2 separate regions of the Mus musculus genome follow, and region 1 is linked to region 2. A link is a contact called in ENCODE Hi-C or POLR2A ChIA-PET data. All regions are on one chromosome and are shown on one strand. Each heading gives the region's core, a stretch centred on a gene start or an enhancer-like site at or near the end of the contact. The rest is flanking DNA. Distances are from core to core; before and after follow the strand shown.

Region 1 (4,590 bases), core at 753-3,252, 490 kb before region 2:
CTCAGCCCTTATATATATTTATGAATATTAGAGAGGTGCATGGACACGTAAATTATGCAAATGGAAATACACAAATATATTTTAGACTAATGTCTTCAAACAATAACTTTATTTACTTAACTGTACCCCCAAAATTAGTGTATAAAATGACAATTGAAAAATAATACACTTTAGAAGGATAATGAAAACTTAGATTCAATCACTACTTCAGTTCCCAGTTCGTGAGACTCAAAAGCACCTAGCTAGGCGCCTATACCACACAAGGCAATCAATAGCAAAGCAAAGCCAGCGCCCCTCTAGGTCACAGTGAAGCACACAAGTACACATGCCCATTCAATTATCACACTATAAAAGGTTCACTCAACACACATGGGCAAATGTTGGCTACCATGGCCACCCATAACAACACTAAACTAACAGGGGATCATAAATAATAAGAACTATGACAATCCCAGGCCTGACCATCTTAAAGCAGCATTTTTTAATGTTTAAAATAATCTTGCCTCTGCCAAATCCCTGCTTGCCTGTTAACCAGGCTGACTCTGTTTATAGAGTTAAGTGAGAGAATATAATGTTTCTAAGGAAAATAAATAATAAACTGACACAGAGTTGCACTTTAAGGCTAATCTGGTTTACTTTACAGCTGCTAGCCAGTAACAGCGACTTTATACAGGAAAAACAAAAATAATCTAACTAGTTTTCTTCTTAGGGAAAAAAAAAAGCAGCATTCACTGTGAATTAATTCATGAAGGTTCTGTGACTGCTCACACTTCTCCTTGGGCTCACGTTCAGAAACAGGTAGTCCAGAACACCCCCACCCCCAAATTAGTCTTCAAGACTGCAAAGTAATTTCTGATCTTGTCAAAGTACCAGTTTTACAACCTTACAATATTAGAGGAGTTATTAAAACTGGAGTGCGGCTTCAATTGTGAGTTACAGGTGAAGGGTGTGCAAGCTGGGAACTTGACATTCGTTTCTAAGGGCTCACACATCAAAGAGAAAGGCACCGAATTACGTGAGGATATTAAAGCAGAAATGGAAACCGGCTTCCAGTAGCTTACTAGAGGCAAATGAGAGTCTATTTAGGGCTAATAACAAACGATCCTCCATACCGCAAAGGGATAGTGAAGAAGGATACTAAGGAAACAAGAGCCTCTTCAAAGAGATGTCCCAGCAAATAGAAATTTTATAAGCCGTGTATTGAAGCCTTTCCACCAGTCTCGCTTTTTTTTTTTCTTCTTTTTTAACCACCGCATTTTAAAGTGAGCTCGGTCCGCATGCCCAAATTAAAACCTGACAAAGGGAAAACAAGAAAAGCGTCCCGCGATCGACCTAGCAGGAGCCACCAAGAAGCCTAAAAGCGGGGTGCCTCCTCGCATAGCGGGCCAAGTGGCAAGAACCTACAAGAGAGCTCGGGAAGTTTTATGGGCACTGACAGTAGACGAGGGAAAGACCGGGACACGGTGAGGGGAAAGGAATCACGGAGCAGCGGCAGAGCCGCGGCGCGCGGCCGACGCGGCAGCTCGCCGAACCCCGAGTCGCCGGCTCGGGACGGGGCTCGACCCAGCAACTTCGCGCCGGCGCCCGTCGCGGGCCTCCCTCTGCCGCCTGTCGCCCGCCGCCCGCCGCCGGCAACCCACCTTCCTTCTCGGCCCGCGCCGCGGCCACCACGAGGGTCATCACCAGGTGCAGCGCTCCCAGGAGGCCCGCGGCTGCGCTCCGAGGACCCCCGCCTCGGCCAGCCGCGGGCTCCAGCCCGGCCGCGGAGGACGTGGAGGCGGCGGCGGCGGCGGCGGCTGCTCCTCCCGCCCGCTTCCCCATCCTGGCGGGCCGGGGGCCGCCGAGCTCGAGGTCCTGCGCGACCCTTCTCCGCGAGGCGACGGCAGCGGCGCGGGAGCCGTGGTCCGGGCTATGGCCGCGGTGCCCGAGGAGAGAGCGGTTGTGGGCCCAGAGCTCGGGCTCCCGGCGTGGGTCTGGGTCGGTGCGTGCGTGGGAGCGAGAGTGTCAGTCACAGTCTCGGCATCGGCATCGCCTACGAAGAGCCGGAACGGAGAGGCCGCGGGTCAGGCACGGCGGGCGGCCATACTGGAAACGGGCAAGGGCCGCGGGCCCCGGCGCTGGCCTCTAAGGGGCGGGGCAGAGCGCAGGGGCCCGCCCCCTCCGTGCCAATACCTGGGCGGCCCGCCGGTTCGCGTGCTCCCCGTGGACTCCGTGAGCTCCGGCTCCTCGCCCCGCCCTCAGAATCACACGGGCTTCACCGACCGGACGGGCCGGGGCGGCCAACCGCACCCTGTCACTGCCGCACGGCCCGGGAGAAGGAGGGAGAGGGACCCGGGCCGGCCAGGAGTTAAGATGGCGGCCGGAGCTTCACGGAGGCAATGACGGCAGTCACGTGGGAGATAGGGTAGCCACGCTGCGCAGCCGCTTTGGTGCGTGGGCGGGGCCCGGCCGCGCCTCCGACGCCGGGACAAACCCGGGTCTAGTGGTACTGCAATGTCCGAGCCTTTCAGAGGGCTGAGTGCGCATCCGGAGCCCAGCGCCGACAGTCCGTGCCAGTGATTTCTCGGGTCGCACCTCTGCCTCTCGGTGGCTTTGACGTGGGAAGTGTTCAGGGTCCGATTCAATTTCTTGCAGTGCTTCCTTAAGAACGGGGGACCCGCCCTCTTTACATTTGTGTCTTCCAAAGCGTACCCAAGAGGGACTTAATGGAACCTTCGTACCTCTTGTTCACAGGAAGCCCTTTTTATGCAGTTTCTTTGCTTGCTTGTATTTGGAAACTTACCATGTGTGTAAAAAGCATTAGTTGGGGCGGGGTGGAGGAACAAGGCGAGGTGTGCCAGAAATCAGACTGGGTTTTCTCTGTCTTGGAATGATCAATATGTTTCTATGCGCATACTCCTTTCAAAGGCCAAAATCAAAGATGGTGTGTCTTAGTCTCCTGTAAGAAGCACCTCATGTCTCCCAGGTTAAAGTTTGAGTGTGTGTGTGTGTTTTTCTGTGTGTCTGTTTGCTCGATACAAGTCTTAATCTAGGCCCTTTGGGGAAGGGGAAGGAAGGATATTGTCACAGTTTGGTAGCCTGGTCACTTCCCCCCAGAGCCTAGCCCCAGAGTCTTTTTTTGCTTTTCTCAGCTTTTGGTTGAGTTAGTCGATCTATTTAAAAGGCCACATTTGCCTATTGCATGTCTTAGAACAAACTAGAAAAGAAAATGGGATTTCAGAAAACCTTTTTTAAAAGGTACTCAACGTTCTTCCTTCTGCTGTCGTCCTGTTTGTGAAGCAAACATGTAAATTAATAATACATTTTGAAGGCGTCCTCACCCCCGATGGCTTTTGGTTTGCCCCCCACCCCCACCCCCAAGGCATTCTCCTTCTGTAGCCTAGGTTGACCTAGAACTCACTGTGAGCCCAGGCTGGAGTGGAACTCATTGTGTTCCTTAAAAGTCAGTAGAATACTGGGATTAGAGGTATATGCCACCATCCCTGACTGCTGTTTTAAAGAACATTAATTTTTTGAATACTAGCACTGAATTTAAGTTAATGGTTTTCAGTGCTGGGTATCCAACCCAGGGCTTAAATTTTCTTCTTAATGTAATGAAATCTCAATAATTATCTCTAAACTGGCTTTTGAAATGTGCCTAAGGTAAGAGATTTATATGGAAGGTTTCTAACACTGGGAGAAATTAAGCCCAAGGAAATGTAAGTGCTTCACTGGGTCATAGTTTAGCTTCCAGGGTGCTGGCAATAGTCCTTCCTCCACTGCCAAACTCGAGGCAAGCAAGTCCCTCCAACCTTGAAAAGTTCACTTCTCTAAAGCAGGCATCAACCACATTCCATATTAACCCTAGGCTCAAAAGCCCCTTGGGAAACAATTTGCATGTGTCATTGGCACTTGAACATATAGGAACATGTTCAGCAGAGGTCAGCTTCTCATGAATCTACTGCCTCTGCAGTGGGCCCTTTTTCTTAACACAAGTTCTTTCCAAGACCCTATACCTAACTGTGTATTTTTGAGCTGTGTTCTTTTTTTTAAATGGCTCCTTGGAATACTTGAACAGGCTTTTACCTGACTCTTTAGAGTCAGCATTTGGGCAGGGGCAGCCCTAACAGGCAAGGTAGTCTTAGGCCGGCCTGTCACTAACACCAATTAAAGAGACAATTAAGTGAAAAGCAGGGCAAGGAGATTTATTCAGTGTGGCCACAGTGGGAAGAGGAGGGTTAAAGGTCCCCAGCCCGCTCTTAGCAGTGTTTAACACAGGTTTCAGTTTAAACGGAGGGAGGGCAAGAGGTAGTCATACATAAGCAGTCTTGATCAAGGCTTGCCCCTGCCCATTTCTTTCTGTAGTCTCCTTGCAATGTGATCTGAGGAGCTATCCAAATTGTGGCAAATCTCTTCCTGGGAGACAGGTTTCTCCTGAGGCTGGCACCCAGGCCTCAGCCTTTCACTTCCTTCAAAGGGATATTTCTGGGGAAATTCCAATTCCTTGGGGTCCATCGTTTGAATAGTCTGATTGCCAAAGGGAGTGGTTCAAGAGCCTTTTAGATTATCTTTGCCAAGATGGTTCTCGTAGGACTCACCACTGTGAAAATC
Region 2 (5,076 bases), core at 176-2,675:
CCTATGGATGTCAAAGAGGCTACCAGGAGGAACTGGAGGATAGATGATTGTGCACCACCTTATGGCTGCTAGGACCAAATCCTGACCCTCTGTAAGAGCAACAAGTGCTCTTAACCACTGAGCCATCTATTTTCCAGCCCCCAGAGCCTAAGATTTTTAGGACATATCGTCAATGTTTGTATAAGCCTTCCTATGGATGAGAACCATGAATTGGATGTGTTAAAATAAAGACCTTTTAGTGTTAGTACTAAACTCTGTATATAAATGTTAATAGGGAGGGGCTGGCAAAGTGGCTAAGTAAAGAAAATGCTTGCTGTGCATGAGAGCTCCCAGTTCAGCACCCACATAAAGAGCTGGGCATGGTGGCAGAAGTCGTTTATCCCAGAATGGGAGTGGAGCCAAGCAGATCTGGTTAGGCTAGCCAATTAGGTCCACTGACATGCTATCTCAAGTAATAAGGTGGAGGGGCTGGAGAGATGAGTCAGCGGGCAAGAGGCCTTGCTCTTCTGAGGTCAAGGTCAGTAATGGGAAAACCATACTGAGTTCCCTCTGGAAGTTTCAACTTTTCTGGTTTTCCAAGAGTCATAAAATCTTAAGAAGTCTATTTTTGAGAAAGTTCTGAACCTTCTCCCCACTCCCCTTTCTCCTCACTATCCCCCACTGGAAGGTACGTTGTGATCATCTGAGTTCATACCCTACGTTTCTCTGAGCCCTTCTCATTCCTCGCCTGTTTCCCAAGGCAGCACATAGTATAAAGGCTTATGTTGAATTCCTCCCAGAATGCAATGCTATAGGTTTAAGATAGGTTAAAGATCGGCAGAGAGAAACTATGGCACACCATGAGATACTTCCATATTCTAGAAGCCAAGGAACCAAAACTCTCCACCACAGATCAAGTAGCCATGCGGCGCAGGCACAGGCCTTGGCAGCTGCCCTTAGAGTGGGAGTCTCTGGTGGCGCGTGCCAGCACTCAGGGATCGCTTCCTGAACAGAGCTGGCTGAAGGTTTACAAAATCCTTAGGTGGGTAGTAAGTTATCTCCCACTTAACACCAGTAAGAACTGGGGATGCGAGCTCAAGAGACCTGTCCAAAGTCAGGAGCGGACGCGCGACCTCTACCCTCGACGTGACCTCCCCTCGCAGGCCATCATGGAGCCAGTCTTGACTGAGCTCTGCCACCCAGATCCGCTACCTGGAGCACACAGGCAGACTGCAGCAGACATGCACCCAGATCCTCCTTCACGCCCGCACACGCGCCGCCCTCCGGCTTGTCCTCATAATACCGGGGCATGGCGGGGACCCACCGCCCTCACCACACTGGATCACGGCCCTCGGTCACCCCGCACGGCCCGGAAGGGCGTGGGACACGCCCACTGGCAAGCTACCGGCGAGGGTGGGAGAAAGTCTCAACAACTTCCGCCAGGAGTGCGACTCTTCAGGGTATGCGCACGCGTGGCGGAAGTGCGTGTCCGTAACGTAAATACAGAGCGCCGCAAGTGCGGGCTACGTAGCGGGAAGGGAAGTGGCCCCAGCGGCGGCTGGGCTCGGCTGCCCTGGGAAGGTGGCGGTAGTCCCGGGCCCAGGACGAGGCCTCGAGGGCCTTCAGGTGCGGCCTGCTCTGTGTGCGCAGGGTGGCGTTCGTGCCGTCGGCCGTTTCCACGGTTAGCTCGCGACCTGGCGTCTCAGCGGCTGGGCGAGGGACCGGCCGGCGCCCGGCAGCTCGAGTCCTAGGCCCGCCGTGGAGCTGCTGGGTAAAACCAAAGACAGCCGCTTACGTGGGAATCGCAGGATTAGAGCCGTTTTTCTATTCTAAGCAGGTCTGAAATTTTGCAAGGAGACACACACCCTGAAACCTTGTCGTTGCTTGTTCTTAAGTCAAATGTCACTGGGCCGTTTGTATTTTTAGTTGACAGAGGCTTGGGGTAATGGAGACCTGCTGGCGGGGCGGGGCGCCGCGCCGCGCCGCGGAGGGCAGGTAGGCTGGGCGGTGACCAGCAGTCATTTAGCTTCGGACTAGTTGGACTGGCCCCTTCGCGCTGTTATTCCTCCTACCCAGCCATCCTAGGAGTAAAACCATCAAGGAGTGTAATTTTTATTGTCACATTCTGAATAACCAGGGACTTGCTGGCCATCGCCGATGGACTTGTACAAATAAACTGTGTGTCTTACTTTTTCAGTAACCTTGCTTTTAGATTAAACTTTTTGTTTGTTTTAAATCTTGGTCATTACAAACACGGAATTTTGAACCAGTGTTCGGTCATTGTCCCGTGTTAATGAGGACGTCATTGCACACCCCCTTGTGCTGCTTTTTCCTTGGCCTCCATTATCAGTAGTGAGCTACTGCAGCTGTCAAAGGCTTGATTGAGGTGAAGGTTGGGAAACCATCGACTGAAGTTAAGTGCTTGTTTCAGGTGATACAGGAGTTTGTGGTACTGCCTTGATGGCATTACCCTTGGCCAGCCCCTAGACAAGCCCCAGAACCAACTCTATAGCTTCTGGCCCCTAATCCTTTCTGAAGGTGGCAAGAGAAAACGTCATAGCGCTGACGAGGAGTTCTAGTAGCCAAATAATTACATTTAAGATTACATCTAAGAGAAATGTTCTCATTCCATCTAGGAAGATGCTACCAAGTACTTCCTTGAGTTCTTCGATGCACGGGAATGGAGTATTAAATTCCAGGGATGCAGCAAGGCACACGGCTGGAGCAAAACGCTACAAGTACCTCAGAAGGCTCTTTCGATTTCGGCAGATGGACTTTGAGTTTGCTGCATGGCAGATGCTCTACCTGTTTACCTCTCCTCAGAGGGTTTATAGAAACTTTCACTACCGGAAGCAAACAAAGGACCAGTGGGCCAGAGATGACCCTGCCTTCTTAGTCCTCTTAAGTATCTGGCTCTGTGGTAAGTGTGTCTCAGTTTACAAGCAGTATAGTAGAAAAACAAATTGGGGTTTTCAGAGGAAACTTTATCTTTTGGGATAATGTATGGCGGGTCAGACTCTTGGGGTGTGTGAAGCTGTGGGATTTGTTTGTCTTTTCTAAAACATGAGAAAACTGGCAAGAAAGAAAGTGGAGTTCTTCCTAGTGCTGGCTGTAACACGCCAGAGTAAACTACTGTACCCAGTGTATGAAAGTAGGGCATGGGGTTCGTCCCAGAGTTGGTTTATTCCTTCTCTTTTGAAACAGCTTCTAGATGTGTAGGCCAGGCTGGCCTGGCACTCAGGAAGCTCTTAACTCAGTCTCTTAGTGCTGGCTTGACAGTCGTGTTCTGCCACACTGGCTGACTTTAAAACAAACAGAACAAAACTAATAAGAACCAAACCCAAGTGTGTGCCAAGAAATATTAGGATAGGAATTACATTTCTTAATTAGGCAAATCTGCAAGGCCGGCAGATTGCTATCTTTTTATTTTTGTTTTTTGTCAAGCGGAGGGGCAGGGGTTGGTAGGACCAGGAATAGAAACCAGTGACTTAAATCTACCAGGCAAGTGAGCTGCACCCCCAGCCTTCCAGGGTAAGAGTTCTGAAAGTACTGATCAAACTGGAAAAGAACCTTTAGATTCTCCAGTACCCCAACTGGAGAACATCAACAGTCCCCGTCAACTAGAGGGTACTGGAGTATGTAGGTGCTTTTCACATTTAACTGGACTTAAGAGTAAGTTGAGTGCCGTCCCGTCCACACTGGTGTTCTGAGTGCCCTGTGTCCTGTCATTTACTGCATTCAGAGGTGACATCTCTTTCCACATCAGTTGCATGTACCTTGTCATGAGGGTTTTCTTCATCATCTGTGTGCCACCTCTACTACACTGTGGGTGTATGGGAGTCAGGGACTGTTTTGTACCTGAGCCTGGCAGTGACTTGTAACTCTTTATTTCAGTGTCCACCATAGGATTCGGCTTTGTGCTGGACATGGGATTTTTTGAGACAATAAAGCTGCTGCTGTGGGTTGTGTTTATAGATTGTGTGGGTGTTGGCCTTCTGATCTCAACGTTAATGTGGTAAGTACGGTAAAGTGGCTCCTTCTATGCTGTCCCGCCTCTGTTTCCTTCAGAGGGGCAGTAACTAGTGAAGACAGAGTAGCTGAAGTGGCTGGGCAGACTGCTAGGATGGTTCTAACTTGGCTCCTGTGTCTGTACTAGGTCAGAAAATACTCTAATGGGTGCTTTCTGTCATTGTAGCAAATCCCAGAATGGTTTACCCTGCTAAATTCTGATTTTTTATAATATATGTATGGTTCTGATTAGCTTTGTTTTCTACATTTGTCAGTGGGTACCATTTCCAGGTGCATGAGTGCTTCAGTATTGTTTCGGTCCATTTAGATCTAGGTTATCCTCTGGAGTTTTACATCAGTCAGGGGTGTTTGAAAGGGGTTTTGTTTTCAGTGTGTCTCCTCTGTGCTGAGAAGAAATTACATCCAGAGGCCTTCAAAGGCCGTCAGCCTGCTTCTGTCTGGGGTTGAATGAACAACCATAGTTGGCTGTAGACTAGAGATCTGGTGTTCAGTGTGTTACTTCCCTCAGAGAATGTTCCTGTGTGCTTGGCCTCCTGGGCAAAGGGTGATGATGTAACAAGTGGCTTCAGAAGGTGGAGACTGAGGAGGGAGCAGAGAAAATGCAATCGTTTCAGACATGTCCACACGGCAACAGGCATGTGTGTGGTCTTATTTAGAAACTGGAGTTATTCCATAGATGGTTTTAGGGTAGCAGAATGGTAGACCTTTGGTACCTAGATATGGTAGCTATTACTGTTTTAAACAAAAAGGCTAAGGCTTTAACCTGATGAGACCAGTGTTTTATTTTCTTTTGTAACTTTTGACTAATAAAGTACAGGTTCTGTGGGTACTGAATAGTTAATAAAAAACTACTATGTACCATTGGTCTAAATTCCTAAAATCTAGCCTAAGATTAATATTGCTAATATAAATCAAATACTCATTGCCTAGCTACTCATGGGGGGAAATATGTAAACTTCCAAGAACAGTTGTTGACAGTGTCTGCCGTGAGTGCAGTGACCTGCATGGCCACAGAGCAAGGCCGGGGGCTGATTTGGCTTTTGTCCCCCATAGTTTGATCAAGTAGGA

What was found. A loop is a pair of places that touch in the nucleus more often than their neighbours do. ChIA-PET counts read pairs that join two places held with the same protein, here RNA polymerase II (POLR2A).
Region 1: a map of heart shows a loop between it and region 2 (2.0-fold over the local background). The contact joins the promoter of Tmem131 here to the promoter of Coa5 in region 2. A Hi-C loop is called at or near these places in 1 of 37 maps with a recorded cell type or tissue (heart). POLR2A ChIA-PET finds 5 or more read pairs at or near these places in 1 of 5 experiments (Patski).

The regions. Positions count from the first base shown.
Region 1 is chr1:36,937,525-36,942,114 of GRCm38, forward strand. Tmem131 (transmembrane protein 131) reads right to left here and starts at 2,003. Exons shown (of 41, transcript NM_018872.2): 1 at 1,641-2,003. The coding sequence starts at 1,821.
Region 2 is chr1:37,428,678-37,433,753 of GRCm38, forward strand. It overlaps Coa5 (cytochrome C oxidase assembly factor 5), which reads right to left and starts at 1,426. Exons shown (of 3, transcript NM_198006.4): 1 at 1,192-1,426. The coding sequence starts at 1,290. Unc50 (unc-50 homolog) reads left to right here and starts at 1,462. Exons shown (of 6, transcript NM_026123.4): 1 at 1,462-1,816; 2 at 2,616-2,899; 3 at 3,874-3,994. The coding sequence starts at 2,620.